Regions from separate parts of the Homo sapiens genome. Here region 2 is linked to region 1. Evidence: read pairs that join two places in POLR2A ChIA-PET (ENCODE). Cell type or tissue: OCI-LY7. All regions are shown on one strand. Links, peaks and the distances in the headings refer to the core of each region. The heading gives the core; the rest is flanking DNA.

The links. Peaks named below come from ENCODE experiments on the same cell type or tissue, not always from the same donor. Only the 100,000 strongest peaks of a DNase experiment are listed, where the experiment ranks them.
Region 2: POLR2A ChIA-PET joins it to region 1 with 8 read pairs; 6 of 35 experiments call an interaction of 5 or more read pairs at or near these places.

Annotation. Positions count from the first base shown.
Region 1 is chr10:7,503,314-7,511,649 of GRCh38, forward strand. No RefSeq gene overlaps it. Among named protein-coding and RNA genes, the nearest start is that of LINC02642, 35 kb to the left of the region's middle. In OCI-LY7, for the core only: no CTCF peak of the experiment used is centred there; DNase peaks (open chromatin) are centred at 4,658 and 5,238; H3K4me3 peaks cover 1,414 bases; H3K27ac peaks cover 1,842 bases.
Region 2 is chr10:7,432,674-7,440,975 of GRCh38, forward strand. It overlaps LOC124902373 (a long non-coding RNA gene), which reads right to left. Exons shown (of 2, transcript XR_007062050.1): 2 at 7,821-8,302. Among named protein-coding and RNA genes, the nearest start is that of SFMBT2, 26 kb to the left of the region's middle. In OCI-LY7, for the core only: no CTCF peak of the experiment used is centred there; no DNase peak of the experiment used is centred there.

The DNA of each region.
Region 1 (8,336 bases), core at 147-8,146:
CAACTACTCAACTTTGCTGTTGTAGCACAAAAGCAGTCAGAGATAATTCACTAATCTTTACAAAAACAATCAGTGAGTTGGATTTGACCCAAAGGTCATAGGTTTCCAATTTCTGCTCGAGTGTTGCTACGTGCATGGTTCAAGCTGGACCATAAGGTGCTTCCGTATTCAAGCTCACAGGAAGGAAAATGAACACACAGCTTAGGTAGGAAGCCCTAAACCTATGACAGCTCATATCATATCACTTCCACTCACATTTTACTGGCAAGAATAGTCATACATCCATAGTGAGCTATGAGGGAGGCTAGGAAATTCAGTCACTAGCTGGGCAACATGTGCACAGCCTAACATTACTACTATTAATAAAGGGAGGATGGGTTTTTGTTGGCAATCAATTATTTCTACTACACCGGTCAAAATTACTGGAAGAGTTATCTATATTCCTTCTTACTCTTCCACAGCCTGGTACCTAGCACAGTGCCTGACGTACAGAACAAGTTGAAGTGAATACTTGAATGAACGCATGAATGAAAACCAAAGCTGAACTACATGCTAAATCATTGGCTAAGTTTTCTCACCAGCCAAGTGACTTGTTCTAATACAACGGCCTCCCAGTTCCGTTCAGACTATCCAAAATCATACCTCAGGAAAAGGAAAGTGAGTGTTTGCCATGCACTTGCTAATTCTGATCGCTTATTAATTCTGAGAACTTCAAAAGTTTTATTTTTTCTACAAATAACAAAATGATACATTTACATAAATGTCATTTGATGTTTGCAATCTTCATGTGTGCAAGATAGAAAAGTTATCATACTTATCACGTTGTCATATAGGTGGAACAATTGATGCTCTAGCTGATTCAGACAACAAGAATTATGAGTAAATTTAAAGGTAATGACCTAGATCTTTCTATTTTGCTGCTAAAGAGTCTATTTAACTTATGTGGCATAATTTCAATCATTTAAATTTTGTATAATTTAGAAGTAGCTATATCTGATTAATTTATAAGTGATTATTTTTCTTAATGTGGCTTTTAATTTTTTTTTTCTTTTTTTTCAGGTCTCAGAGTATAATGTGACTTTTTAATAACATCTCAGCAAACTTGCATTTCTTGCTAACATTTCATCTGCATGTAAAGATTATCTTGCACATAGGGCCTTATGATAATAAACCGAATGCAGAATAACCTATTTTGAACAGATGATAAAATTTTTCTAAAAAAAGGGTTTTGTGAATATAATTGTTTGAGAGAGAACCACATACTGTAATTCAAAGTTATAGTGGTGATACGTCTGCACTGGAATGAGGTCAAAGTTCACATATTCATAAGATTCCACGTACTGAAAGGCTAGTTTAAAAGCTGCTGAAAAATATGGATTTTAAAATAATTTATTTTTATACATTTTGATCTATGAACTGTGATTTCTAACACCATAGGGTAGTGAGAGATTGGATTAGGAGTAGCAGGGGGGAGGGGGCAGAGTTGGGGAAGGGAAGGGAAGAGGAAAAGAAAGGCAAATGGACTTGCCTGGCGCTCTCACAACTACTAGAGTGGAAACTGCCCTTAAGACCCTTGCAGGGATTCCAAAAGACAGAAGCTCTGAGAGTGAGCCACGGAACCCACGCCATGCAGAACATGCTTGTCAGACTAGAGGCTCCTTGATAACAAGCCACCAGAGCCCCTCCAGCTGGCCCCAGCACAAGGTGATGCGTATGTGCCAGGCACGAAGGGCGCAGTGGTCCTGCTGCGTTTGCCTACAGGGGCAGTGGCATTTGCCATCAAGATGGCCTTTGGTCTGTGTTTTTTAGGCCACTTCTTCCTTTTTATCGTTCTTAGTCTGATTCTTACCTATGGTGAATCAAGGTACTTAAATTTATTGGGAAAATGATTTCAGTATAACAAGTAAAAATTTCAGGAAGTTACCAATACAGGCCTCCTCCTCTTCCTCATTTGCCTCCTCGTCTTCCTCCTCTTCCTCCCTTTTCCTCCTCCTCCTCCACCTTTTCCACCTCCTCCTCCTCCACCTCTTCCTCTTCCTCCTCCTCCACCTTTCTCTTCCTCCACCTCTTCCTCTTCCTCTTCTTCTTCCACCTCCACCTCCTCCTTCTCATCCTGCTCCTCTTCTTCCTCCTTCCTCTCCTTTTTTGTCTCCTTCTTTTCCTCTTTGTTCTCCTCCTCTTTCCCCTCCTCCTCTTCCTCCTGCTCTTCCCCCTCCTTCTCCCTCTCGTCTTCTTCCTTCTCCACTTCTTTCTTCTTCATCTCCTCCTCTTTCTTTTAAACTCTTTGCCCTGAGAACATGTTACTCAGAGGCAGTGGGTTCAGTCTCCCTGGATGGACAGGGCACTTGATCCTTGTTTCTGATCCTTGCTAGGGGGAGGGGAAAGGCTCTGGTCCTCAGCTGGTGGTTGCTCTCTTCCCCTCCTTCCCCTTCTTCTCTCCGGACATCTTTTCTCCCCCTTTCCTTTTTTTCTTCTTGTCTGTACCAGATGTCCATGACAAATCACGCCCAGGCTGTGTTTATTTTCACAAATAGGCATCACTCATCTGACCATCCCAAATAGGTTCATTTTTCTTTGCATTATCCTTACAATGATAACCAGTTTAAATCCCCAGGAAGAAAGGACGTCTGAGGGGTTATCCTTCCCTTAGTGACGGAGAGCTTACAAGGCATCTGCTTCTCTAGGAGCCTCATCATCAAACTTCCTCTGTGATCATCATACAGTTTCATAGAACAGATCCTGCAGGAGGAAGGTTTAGCTCAGCAACATCCCTTTCAACTCACAAAGACGGGCTACAGAGAAGGAGAGGCTGTGCCTAGCAGGGGAAATTGTGCGTCCTAAGGCCGGGGGTCCACGGCTGAGCCTGGAATCAGGACATGGACCATGAAAGGTTTGCAGGCCATGGGAAAGGGAGTGGTTCCTGTCCTAAGGGCAACATAAAGCCACTGGAGTATTTTAAGCAAGGAAACAGCATGACTACCTCTGTATTTCATAAAGGTCCTGCTGGCCAATGTGATCATGGAGAGATGGGAGGAAAGCTGGGGTGTTGGGGGGAGACCAGGAGTCTTGCTTGCATGGAGCTAAGAGCAGTGGACCTGGGGACAAGAGAATGGATTAAAACATGGTCCAGAGATAGGACAGGCAGGCTTTTGGTCAATTGGATGAGGGTGCTGAAGTAGACACAGCAACCATGAATGACTTCCAGGTCTCTGGCTTAGGCAGATTAACTGGTGGTGCCATTTGCTGAGATATGGAACATGAAAAGAAGGACAGATTTGGGGAAGAGAAGGGATGAGTAGATATTGCACTTGTGCAGTTGAGGGGTCTGTGGGACATCCCACCAGAAGTAACTGGTCGGCAGCTGGAGCGAGAGTGTGGGGTTCATGAGAGAGCTGGGATGGTCCCTAAAGCTCTGGTATTGATGAGTTCTGAGTGTGTGTGGGATGAAAAGAGTTACTTATTAATAGATAGGCCCTGGAGGAGGTCAATATTTAACAGATGGACAGAGAGGCAGGAAGGCCTACATGGGTTACCAAACATGAGCATCTGGGGGGCTTAGGGGGCTAAAATCCCACGCAGGGGTATTATCTCTGAAACCAAGGGAAAATCATGTTTTGACAAGAAAAGTAAGTTGAACAAATTTGACTGAGAGGAAAGGTAAGACAAGGACTGAAAGTGATGAAGTGGTTGTTTATAACCTGGACAAGAGGCTCATGCCTGTAATCCCAGCACTTTGGGAGGTGGAGGCAGGCAGATCACCTGAGGTCAGGAATTCAAGACCAGCTTGGCCAATGTGGTGAAACCCAACTCTACTAAAAATACAAAAATTAGCTGGGAATGGTACCACGCACCTGTAATCCCAGCTACTCAGAAGGCTGAGGCAGGAGAATCGCTTGAATTTAGGATGCAGAGGTTGCAGTGAGCTGAGACTGCTCCACTGCACTCCAGCCTGGGCAACAGAGTGAGACTCCATCTCAAAACAAACAAACAAACAAAATAATAATAACCTGGGCAAGAGAAGTTTCATTGAGGTGGAGGGGCAGATGTTGGGGGATTTGGGATGGGGGCCAGATTGTGGCAGACTAAGAAGGATGTAGCAGGAGCAGCCCATGCAAATTGTGACTTCAAAGTGGAGCAGAGACTCCAGAAAGTAGATAGAAGATGAAGTTGGGTTGAGGGAGATTTAAAAAAAAAAAAAAATAGAGGCTGGGCACGGTGGCTCATGCCTGTAATCCCAGCACTTTGAGAGGCTAAGGCAGGAAGATCCTTTGAGCACAGGAGTTCGAGACCAGCCTGGGCAACATGGTAAAACCCCGTCTCTAAAAAAATACAAAAATTAGCTCGGTGTGGTGGTGCATGCGTGTGGTCCCAGCTACTCGGGAGGCTGAGGCAGGAGGATTGCTTGAGCCAAGGAGTTTGAGGCTGCAGTGAGTCAAGATGGCGCCACTGCACTCCAGCCTGGGCTACAGAATGAGACCCTGCCAAAAAAAAAAAAAAAAAAAAAAAGAACATTTTAACTTGAACATTTTAAAAGATAATGGAAAGATGCTGGGAGATGAAAGATGTGAAGTTCAGAAGAGAGGCCCTTCTCGATGAGGCAGAAGGTGCAGGTGGACGGCTTCCTCAGAGGGGGTGGGACACCTTGTCTGTCGTCACAGAAAGGAAGAAGGAAATAGGAGGGATGCAGCTGCAAGCCTGGGTGTTGTTCCGTGGCAGGAAGTCGAGGGGGCTCGGGGCCTTTATTTACTCTGGAAAATAGAAATCAAGACAGTCACCCAAGAGCAGGGAGGCTGTGGCCTGGCTGGAGCCCTGTGGCGGGAAGGAGAGGCCCAGGATGTGGCTGGAGGCCTGTGGAGGGAAGGAGAGGCCCAGGATGTGGCTGGAGGCCTGTGGAGGGAAGGAGAGGCCCAGGATGTGGCTGGAGGCCTGTGGGGGGAAGGAGAGGCCCAGGATGTGGCTGGAGGCCTGTGGTGGGAAGGAGAGGCCCAGGATGTAGCTGGAGGCCTGTGGAGGGAGAGAGGGGCCCGGGGCATGGCTGGGGGCCTGTGGAGGGAAAGAAGGGGCCCAGGGTGTGGCTGGAGCCCTGTGGAGGGGAAGAGGGGGCCGAGGCCTGGCTGGAGGCCTGTGGAGGGAGAGAGAGGCCCGGGGCATGGCTGGAGCCCTGTGGAGGGAGAGAGAGGCTTGGGGCATGGCTGGAGGCCTGTGGAGGGAGAGCAAGCTGAGCGTGGATGCAGGCACTGAGGAGGAAGCCTCCACCAGACTGCACAGCCAGGCTCTTCTGCAGCGCCCTTAGCCCTCCAGGCAGGAGCAGGTAGAAAGAAGGCTCCATCACGGGGTCCTGTGTGACAGGGAAACAAAGGGCCAGGGAGAGGTGCAGAGGGTAGTGGAAGTGGCTGATGATGGAAGCTATGCTGGAAGTGGAAGGAAACCAGGATAGGAAGGAACTCAGAAATAAGAAGAAAGCAAAGGTCTCAGAAGATGGCAGGTCCCACTGAAGCTGAAGAACCAACTGTGGAGGCTGGCGAGAGTGCAGCCAATAAGATCTGAGGGAAGAGACAAAGATCAGAAAAATGCATGTGAGAGTGGAGGGAGGGAGTAAAGGAAAGTGAGTGCCCAGAGGTGCAGACTGTCACGTCATGTGAGTTACTGGCCTTCATTTTGGATTTGCACTTCTCCATGGTCAAGGGGTTTATGTGGTTGAAATGTCTAGCCAACCACGACAAAATGCACAAGTTACTGCAGAAGAGAGGCTTATTTTTCTGGTCCTGGAGTTAAAGACTTTCTGCCGTGGCCTCCCAGTGAGAGACTCCAGGCCCCGTGGTGGACAGGGTCCCATCCACACTGCAACATTGAAGTCATAGCCAGGTGGTTTTTAAACAAATCTTTATTAAAGCTCCTCTATGTAGTTTAATCCATAGAAAAAATTCCTTTGAATTGATTTTCATTCGCCTTTTACAGATGGGCAAACAGGCTCAGAGAGGTTAAAAACTTGGCAGGCTGGTGAATGGCAGCTTGAGAATTAAACACAGACCTTGTGCCCACAGGTTTACAGCTCTGTCCGTTGCTGCTCCCTCAAGGCCTTCAATCAATGATTCGTTCAGCCTCTATATTTTTATGATTATTACTTAAAAATAGACCTTATTTTTAGAGCAGCTTTATGTTCACAGCAAAATTGAGAAGAGGGTACAGAGATTTTCCCTATACCTCCTCCCTCCACATATGCACAGCCTCCTCCAACTATCAACGTCCCTACCAGGGTGGCACATTTTTTACAATTAATGAACCTACATTGGCACATCACCATCACCCAAAGGCCAGTTTGCACTATGATTCACTCTTGGTGTTGTAAATCCTATGGGTTTGGACAAATGTCTAAGGACATGTATCCCCCATTATGGTATCACACACAGTGGTTTCACTGCCCTGAAAATCCTCTCCCTATTCATCCCTCCTCCTCACCAACTGATATGGTTTGGCTGTGTTCCCACCCAAATCTCACCCTGAGTTGCAATAATCCCCACGCATCAAGGGCAGGCCTGGTAGAGATAACTGAATCATGGGGGCAGTTTCCCCAACAGTCTTCTCATGGTAGTGAACAAGTCTTATGAGATCTGATTGTTTTATAAATGGGAGTTCCCCTGCACAAGCTCTCTCTTGCCTGCCACCATGTAAGATGTGACTTTGCTCCTCCTTTGCCTTATGCCATGATGGTGAGGCCTACCCAGCAATGTGGAACCATGAGTCCGTTAAACCTCTGTCCTTTATAAATTACACAGTCTCAGGTATGTCTTTATTAGCAGCATGAGAACAGACTAACACACCAGCTCCTGGCAACCCCTGATCTTTTTACTGTCTCCATAGTTTTGCCTTTTCCAGAATGTCGTATAGTTGGATTCATATGGCATATAGCTTTTTCAGATGAGCTTCTTTCACTTAGTAATATGTATTTAAGTTTCCTTCATGTCTTTTCATGGCTTGATAGTTCATTCCTTTTTTAGCACTGAATCATATTCCACTGTCTGGATGTTCCATAGTTTATTTATCCATGCACTTACAGAAGGACATCTTGATTGCTTCCAAGTTTGGCAATTATGAATAAAGCTGCCATAAACATTGGTGTGCATGGTTTTGTATGGACATAGATTTTCAACTCCTTGGGGTAAATAGTGTAAGAGTTGAAGAAAGAAGAAACACAGAAAGTGGCTCAATAGTCAAAGACAGATTTATTTTGGAGAATAAACCTGAGAAGGGCTTCTGGCCAATTTCAGTTAGGAGTGCTCTCTCTTACAGACTAAGGGTATTTAAGGGCTTTAGGGAGGGGGAGCTTATCACAGGCTCAGAATGTTTCTGTATGAAGGAGAGTTTTATTGTAGGTTTGGAATGTCTCTGGTTGGAGTTGGGGTTATCTCAGGGTTGGCATGTTTCTGGTCGGAGCAGGTTTTCTAAGGGTTGAAATGTTTCTGTTCATGCTGACATTAGCCATCAGGCTGATGTTTTGGGGCTGGATTTAGGGGAACTTAAAATGGCAGTGTTTGTCCAAGATGGCGATGCTCCTGATGTGTCAAATAGGAAGGGGCACAATTGCTGGATCCCATGGTAACTGTATATTTAGCTTGGTGAGAAACTGCCAAACTGTCTCCAAAGTGGCTGCACCATTTTGCATTCCCAGCAGCAGTGAATGAGAGTTCCTGTTGCTCCACCTCCTCACCAGCAATTTATGTTGTCAGTGCTCTGGATTTTGGCCATTCTAACAGGTATAATATAATAGTGTGTAGTGGGAACTCACTGTTGTTTAATATGTATTTCCATGATGATATATGAGGAGGAGCATCTTTTCATATGTTTCTTTGCCATCTGTGTGCTTTCTTTGGTGAGGTGTCTGTTCAGATATTTTGTCCATTTTTAACCAGGTTTTTTATTCTCTTATAGTTGAATTATAAGAATTCTTTGTATATTTTGGATAATGATTCTTTATTAGATGTGACTTTTGCTATGTTTTCTCCCAGTCTGTGGCTTGTCTTCTCATTCTTTTGACAGTGTCTTTCTCAAAGTACAAGTTTTAGTTCTAATGAAATTCAGCTTCTCAGTTACTTCTTTCATAGATCATGCCTTTGGTGTTATATCTAAAATGTCATCACCAAACCCAAGGTCATCTAGATTTTCTCCTATTTTTTATGGTTTTGCTTTTACATTTAGGGTCTATGATCCATTTTGAATTACTTTCACACAGGATGTATGGTCTGTGTCTATATTCTTTTTCTAAAAAACATGTGGATGTCCAGTTTTTCCTGTAACATTTACTGAAAAGACTAGTGCAGTGTTCTGATTTTTTAAAT
Region 2 (8,302 bases), core at 303-8,302, 70 kb before region 1:
ACTGAGGCAAAAAGCTAACTGACATATCGAAGTCACATTAAAAAAAATGGGACCAGAGGTTGAAATATTATCCAGAAGATAAAGTCCTCAGTGCTCTCTTCAGAAAGAAATTGTATTCTAAATGCGAGCTAAATAATGATGATCAAGAAATTAAATCAAGGAGTTGAGAGACCTCTGTAGTTTCAGTTCGCTGATCTACAAATCTGAAGAACGACTTACTCTTAAGGAAGATGTGGCCCCTACGATTTATAGTGAAACTCATATTGCCAAGATTTATTACCATGCACACATCCTCACACAGCAGGATTTTTAGTATCCTACTACGAAGTGTTATTTGAAATCATTAAAACTAAACGGCACCTGTCAAAATCAATCAACCGATACATTTACTGATTCAGAATCTCTGGCTTTTCATCTTTTCCCTATATTCATTAATTCTTAATACTCTTTCCCATCATTAGCGTTTCATTTCCAAGTACTCCTGTCCTATAAAAATAGTGCATTAAAATGAAATTGGGTATTTAATGTCCGATTCTGTCTTTGATTCATCTGGGTTGAGCTTTTGTCCACACAGTGTCGCTTCCAGGGCTGTTCTATGGTTTTCCCTCCTATAAAATGTTTTTACAGCTTTATGCTGTAAAAGTCAATCCAGCTGACGTATCTTGTATGTAGGTCTGTTTGATTTAACATGCTTCTGTTTAACAATGGAGTTTCCTGACGCTGTCAAAATAAGTAAGGTATTAAATGCCTTTTTCGAAATGACTGTTTTTAAAAGAGAGATTAAGTAAACAAGCCATTCCTGCTGGTAAAATAATTGATTATGTTGCTGACTATTTAATATTATGTTTAGCCAGAACTCCCTAGGGACAGTTTATTACATTAGCATAAACAAAGAGAGAGCAGCCGTGCTCCACGAGGGAAGCACATGAGAAGCCGCTGCAGATATTTGCATTTGAAAAGAAGAGAACAAACGCCTTCCTTGTTGAAGTGACCAGCAGATCCCGTGAAAACGTGCACACAGATAGGCATGTTGCAGACGTATCCACGCCATATTAAAAAACAGACCTAAGTGTTTTATAAATAACTCCTACAGTTCTCTAACGAGGTATGCAATTAAGAAAACGGTTTGGTTAATAAAGTTTGAAATCCTGAAGGCAGGTAGGAATCTGGCTGTTTTTAATCTTCATTTTTCTTCGTAACAGTCCGGTTTTGTTTCCACATTCTGGTTACACTCGGGAAAATCTATTAACCTATTTTCAACAGACTCCTTTGGTAAGGTATCATAAAGAGAAATTGATTCACTCTCCAAGTCTCCCTTGCTGAGTTAGGCATAAAATATATTATTAAAAGATACTGGGCTAGCCAGGACATGAGATTATATCTGCATGCCGCTGTGTGAGCATGTGTTTTCTTTTCTTTTTTTTCCTTTTTTTTTTTTTTTTTTTTTTTGAGACTGAGTCTCACTCTGTTGCCCAGGCTGGAGCTCACTGCAACCTCCATCTCCCAGGGTTCAAGCGATTCTTCTACCTCAGCCTCCCGGGTAGCTGGGATTACAGGCACCCGCCACCACGCCCAAATAATTTTTGTATTTGTAGTAGAGATGGGGTTTTGCCATGTTGGCCAGGCTGATCTCGAACCCCTGACCCCAAGTGATCCGCCCGCCTCAGCCTCCTAAGGTGCTGGGATTACAGGCGTGAGCCACCGCACCCGACCTCTAACATACGTTTTCATTTTGGGATTAGAAAACATTTGCATCTCTTGCTATGTTGGACTTTGAAAGAAAGAAAGTAGGAAGCAAATGTGTTAAAAATCTACTACATTTTCCTTGTCTGTTTGTGAAAGCCAGGAGTTTTTACAAGCACTCTTTTATTGAATTCCCCCCCAAACCGTGGGAGGTAGTTATTATCGGCATTTTTACAGTTGAAGACACAAAGAGTGAGTGAGGTTTAGTAATTCACTTAAGGCCACACAGCTAGGAAAAGGCACCATCAGATGAGCTGGTGTCTTCAGGTTGGCAAAGCCCTCTTCTTTGTGAATGCAGACTGGCACTCTCCTACCCGCATGCTCCACTCCTGGGGAACCCAGGTAGGAAGGCTGGCACTGAGGAGTGGGTAAGAGAAAAGGCTAAGTAACAAACAGGATACCCAAAAAAGGCAGGAGCCAGCCTGACGAACAATCCTCCCCGAACCATACCAGTCCTATAACACTCTGTGCAGAACATCTAATATTTAGTGACTGTACTGATACCACCCTGGCACCTCCCATTCTTCAGAGAGAATGGCTGGTTGAATCAAAGGATCAAGGGAATTGGCTCAATGTGAGGGCCTCCATTGAACTTGAAAATGAAAATATGGGTTTTCGAGTTGGGGAAATAAGAATAATGGATAAAGGGATTAACATTGTTTCTTGTTAGATATTCAACTTCATAGATTTTTGATTTAAGGAAAATTGAAAGTCAGACCTATTTTTTTTTTTTTTTTTTTTTTTTGAGACAGGTTCTTGTTCTGTTGCCCAGGCTGGAATGCAGTGGCATGATCTCGGCTAATTGCAACCTCCATCTCCTGGGTTCAAGCCATTCTTGCACCTTAGCCTTCCAAGTAGTTGGGATTACAGGTGTGTGCCACCATGCCCGGGTAATTTTTCTATTTTTAGTAGAGACAGGGTTTTGCCACGTTGGCCAGGCTGGTCTTGAGCATCTGACCTCAGATGATCTGCCTGTCTCAGCCTCCCAAAGTGTTGAGATTACAGCCATGAGCCACTGCACCCAGCCCTCTTCCCTATTCTTTATTGTTGGTATATTTCAATCCATTATATATTTGCCAATAGAAGTGTTTTCTCCGTTAAACTGGAACTCATAATAGCCACCACTAATTGCAATCACATTCTCATCAGCTACTTCTGTTGGCACCTACCATGGCCCTAAGCCTAGAGGAAGAGTTGGAGGAGGAAACCTTCGGTTAGAATTACCATGGGAGGATTCAACTAGTATATGTTTTCTGTGCTCTGTGGGATATAATTTTAAAAGCATGAGTTTTGGAATCAGAAAGGCTTTTATTTATATGTTAATTAGCTAGCTAACTAATCCGAACACATGAATTCAAGATTTGCATTCTGGCTCCAAAACTAGCTATGTGGCCTTGGCAACTTTCTTTCTTTCTTTCTTTCTTTTTTTTTTTCATTTTTGCCTCTGAGTTTCACTTTCCCTGCTGAGCTGTAGAGGTGTCATCTTGGTCATTCTGGAGGCTGAGAACGGGCAAGCAGCAGTGGGCCTTGCAGGGCAGCTCCCACTGAGGAGACAGGGTGGACCAGATGGAGGGGGGTGGGGGAGGGCAGCAGGTGATATCAAGATGGAGTTTGAGATGAAAGAAGGATGAGTGGAGCAATCTGAGAAGAGTTCATTGTATAGCTGAGAAGACAAACACATATGTCAAATCCATGCAGTAAGACATGCTCCGAAAGATGAGCCTAAGAAGAGAAATAGCCTGGCGCGGTGGCTGAAGCCTGTAATCCTGGCACTTTGGGAGGCCGAGGCGGGCAGATCACGAGGTCAGTAGTTCAAGACCAGCCTGACCAACATGGTGAAACCCCCTCTCTACTAAAAATACAAAAATTGGCTGGACATGGTGGTGTGTGTCTGTAATCTCAGCTACTCAGGAGGCTGAGGCAGGAGAATCACTTGAACCCAGGAGGCGGAAGTTGCGGTGAGCCAAGATCACACTACTGCACTCAAACCTGGGCAACAAAGCGAGACTCCATCTCAAAAAAAAAAAAAAAAAGGGAGAGAAACAAGGGCAGAACAAGTTTTGCTATTGCTAGGACTAGTGCAGTAGCTTAAGGCGATGTTGGTAGGCAAGGCAGACTACAGAATTTGATAACGCAAAGGAATGTAGCCTGGATTTTTATAGTAGACTCTCCCAACTCTTTCTTCCACTTTTTCTTCCTCTTTTTTCCCCTTTCCACTTCCTATAAAATAGGATCAGTTGCTGACACAAGCTGCTAAAACTCCATCTGACCCAACTGCATTGCTTTCAAATGATGAGTCATTAAGTCACTGATATTTCTAGAGGGATGCTCTAAATCCAAATGCTGCCAGATGTCCCTTCCACTCAAAATGACTCGCTGTTCATTTGTGCACATTTTGAATTTTTGAGAGTGGTCTTATCTGTAAAGATTTATTCAAGGGTGGAAATCAAAGCTAGGTTAATTTTTGACACAGGAAGCCACCTTTTAAGGAAATGACTGTTTCAATCATTTTAAATCCCTGCCACATTTTCTGAAGCTCAGTTTCTATCATGAAAAAGCAGAATTAAGTGGCATGACTGAAGGTGACCCTGACAGTATTTTTTCTCTGACATGCAATCATTTATATCAATGTCATTGTATGTGCCTTCTGCTGTTAATGCCTCCCCTGCCTCCCCCAATATTATAAATCACCCAAGACCTCAGAGTACTTCCCTTGGAAGCTTGCACCAAGTCTCCTATTGCTTTAACCATTAATACATAGTTCCCACTTGGATGAGCCCCTTCCATTGCTCCAGACTATCTCTGGGACAGTCCTGCTCCACCATTGACTGGGAGGTGGCTCAGGAATGCCTGGACGTGGCCACCACAGACCAAAACTTGGGGTAGGACCAGCTATTTACAGCATAGACTTCAATGCCTTCCAAACCCAAGGTTCGGGTTCCTGCATGCACAGTACTGCGTTGAGAAGATCCAAGGCATTGGAGACGGGACAGATCTGCAGCGGACACATACTAGAAACTTACTTCTTAAAGAGTTTTCCCATTTGGAACATGGGGATAATAATCCCAACCATACAGTATTGTGAGAATTCACAAAGACACCACATGAAAGCTCTTGTCACATCATAGCCACCTAATAACTAGTGTGAACAGACACAATAGCTAATATTTATGAAGCACCTAATAAAGTCTGGGCACTGAAGTATGTGTTTTATGGACATTATCTTTTTTTGTTCCTCTCAACAACCTGAAAGACGGGGTATCATTATACTCATTTGACCGACCGGGAAAAGAAGCACAGAGAGGTGGCAGGACTTATTCAGGGTCCCATAGATGCTGAGTGGTAGATGAGAATTCAAATCCAACCCAGGTTTGTGTAAGACTCCTATGTTTTAGTTAACTAGATCAGGAATAAGCCCACAGGAACCATGAGATTATAAATGACTTAGAGCTTCATCGAGAAAGCTGCCATATGTTTATTATCAATAAAAACAAATATTTTTATCTATAAGTAAAGGGGCATTAACTCGAATTACCAAAGCCACTGGGCTTTTTTTTCCAGACCCTATTTTTCTGAACCTCATTAATTCCAATTTTAAATTATTATTATTATTTTTTTGAGACCGAGTCTTGCCCTGTCACCCCGGCTGGCATGCAGTGGTGTGATCTCTGCTCACTGCAAACTCTGCCTCCCAGGTTCAAGTGATTCTTCTGCCTCAGCCTCCTGAGTAGCTGGGATTATGGGCCTGCGCTTCCAAGCCCAGCTAATTAATTCCAATTTTAGCAAGCTACATTGAAGTATCAAAATAGCACCCGGATGAATGTAGCGGAATCAGCCCAGAGGAAGGTGGAGGTGGTTTGGGGAGAAGGTACTAATCCATGCAATAAAAGCCAGCACATCGTTTGGGGCTCTTATCTCTGTTCGGATCATGACATAACCATTGCCTGTCATCCAGAACACTATCACTTGCAGGCCGCGCCAAGATTCAATCTCCAACTCCACTTTTAATAGCTGTTGTCAGCTTGTTGCTAGAGAAATTATACTTAATTACGTGAGTAATGTGGTGGGTGTTTGTGTGTGCATTTTTTTTAAGAAGAAATGGCTTAAGCAAACTGCATGGGGCCTGGGATGGGTGCAGACTGAGAGGGAGACGTGGTATCGACTAGGAGAGGGAGAACTTCCTGTGAAAAATAGGAAGTTTAATGAGACGAAAATAGAATGAGTGTGATAAAAAGCGGCGCAAGGGAACGGATCAGGGACAGAGCGTCTCCCGTGTCTGTGTGTTTAAGGGTGTTAGGGATTGCCATCAATTGAGATCGTGTAATGCACTGTCTACTTGGACCTAATGTCCACTGTATGCAGTGCTGAGAGCTACAGCAATTGAAAGATAATAAGAGGAAAATGAGTAATGAATCCGTTTTATTGTATGCTGTAAATGGCCTCCATTGAAACAGTCTGTGTTTAGACTGGTAATAAAAATGAGTGATGAAGGCAGACGTTTAACATGGGAATTGGTTCAAGCAAGAAACATATTTTCTCGTTGTTTTTTTTTTAAGCCTCACAAATAATTTGGTTTATGAAGTAACTTCTTGCTTGGAAACTTTATGTAACTACTGCACAGTTTTTATAAGCCTTGGCAAGGGGTGTGTGTGTGTGTGTGTGTGTGTGTGTGTTTCTCATTTTGTGGCTTGAAACGTTGGCAAGGGCTATCACAGTAGCCAAGGAAGTTTGAATTTTATTTGTTAATTTGTCATATGTGGACCTTTGTCTCTCCACTGGGCAAACACAGGAGCCCCAGGAAGGACCATGTTCACAAAACATGGGGCGCTTCTTAGATATCGAGGATTCTGCCGATGGGGAGATCTATTCATCAAATACTCAAACTAGCCTTGTCTAAGCCCTGGAATTATTAACCCAACAGTGTATCAGCTCCTCTTCCTTTTCTTTATTTTTATTTCTTATTTTGAGACAGGATCTTGCTCTGTCACCTAGGCTGGAGTGTAGTGGTGCAATCTCATCTCACGGCAGCCTCAGCTTCCTGGGCTCAAGTGATTCTCCCTCCTCAGCCCCTCACCAAGCAGCTGGGACTACAGGTGCACGCCACCACACTCGGCTCATCTTTAAACTTTTTGTAGAACTGTTGCCCAGGTTGGTCTTGAACTCCTGGGCTGAAGTGATCCTCCTGCCTCAGACTCCCAAAGTGTTGGGGTTACAGGTGTGAGCCACCGCCCCCAGCCTTGCAGTTTCTCCTTCTCATTTGCCCTCCAACTAAAAGAAAAAATCTGACTGGGCACAGTGCCTCAAGTCTGTCATTCCAGAGCTTTGGGAGGCCAAGGCAGGAGTAGCACACTACTACAGCCGTAAGGAAACAAAACAAAATAGCGGTGACCCTCTTCTCTAACCTGGTCAGAAAATGAGACATTCTTAGTAATTACACATGGAGCACATTGATATACTTAGGTGTGGCATTCTGTGGGTTACTAATTTGCAGCAGTTAGAACGTGGAGTCCCTGGGTCGAGTGATACACGGCCAGCAGTGTGAGTGCTGGGGAGAGCAGAGGCAGAAGGCAGAATAGATAGCAGGGGGCAAGGCCAGTGGGCAGAGACACGGCCGACCCTGAAGCATCCCATGCCTCAGTTTCCTCCTGCATACAGGAAGGTTAGATAATTGCATAGGAATTTTCAGGTTCTAAAATGTGTGCAGAACCTAAACACAGTAAAATACTGCACAAAGACATTTAAAGACTAGGGAGGGTCGAAGTCAATCTTTCAATCATACATTTCATCAAAAACATTCTTTCAGGCTGGGCACAGTGGTTCACCCCTATAGTCTCAGCACTTTGGGAGGCCGAGGTGGTAGGATAGCTTGAGGCCAGGAGTTCTAGACCAGCCTGAGCAACACAGTGAGACCCCAAATGTACAAGAAATAAAAATAAAACAAATTAAGCCTGGCATGGTGGCACATGCCTGTAGTCCCAGCTACTTGGGAGGCTGAGGTGGGAGGATTGCTTGTGTACGAGGCTGCAATGAGCCATGATCACACCACTGCACTCCAGCCTGGGTGACCCTATCTCTAAAAAAAAATTGTTTTTAATGAAAAAAAATATGATTTACTATTTTTAACCCATCATAGTTTAAGAGTCTGGACATAGGACTAGCTCATTGTTTGGAAACCTAGTATATGCCTGGCACCCTTAACACAACCCTTCCAGCAACCCTGCGAGGTGGGTCCTTTTATCCTCATTTTAAGAATCAGAAATGGAAGACTTAGGGAAGCCTAATGACTTGTCCACTAATAAGTGACAGAACCTGGAACTCAAAGCTGAGTTCAATGGACTCTAGAGGCTCATGTTCTTTCCAGGGCACTGTCGCTCAGAGTGAGGTGTACTGCCCAAGTCATGGTAATGCCTGGCGTTCGCCACCTGATAGAAGCAACAACAACAATGAACACACCTCTGCCCAGGCAAGGTGGCTCACGCCTGGAATCCCAGCACTTTGGGAGGCTGAGGTGGGCGGATCACCTGAGGTCAGGAGTTCCAGACCAGCCTGGCCAACTTGG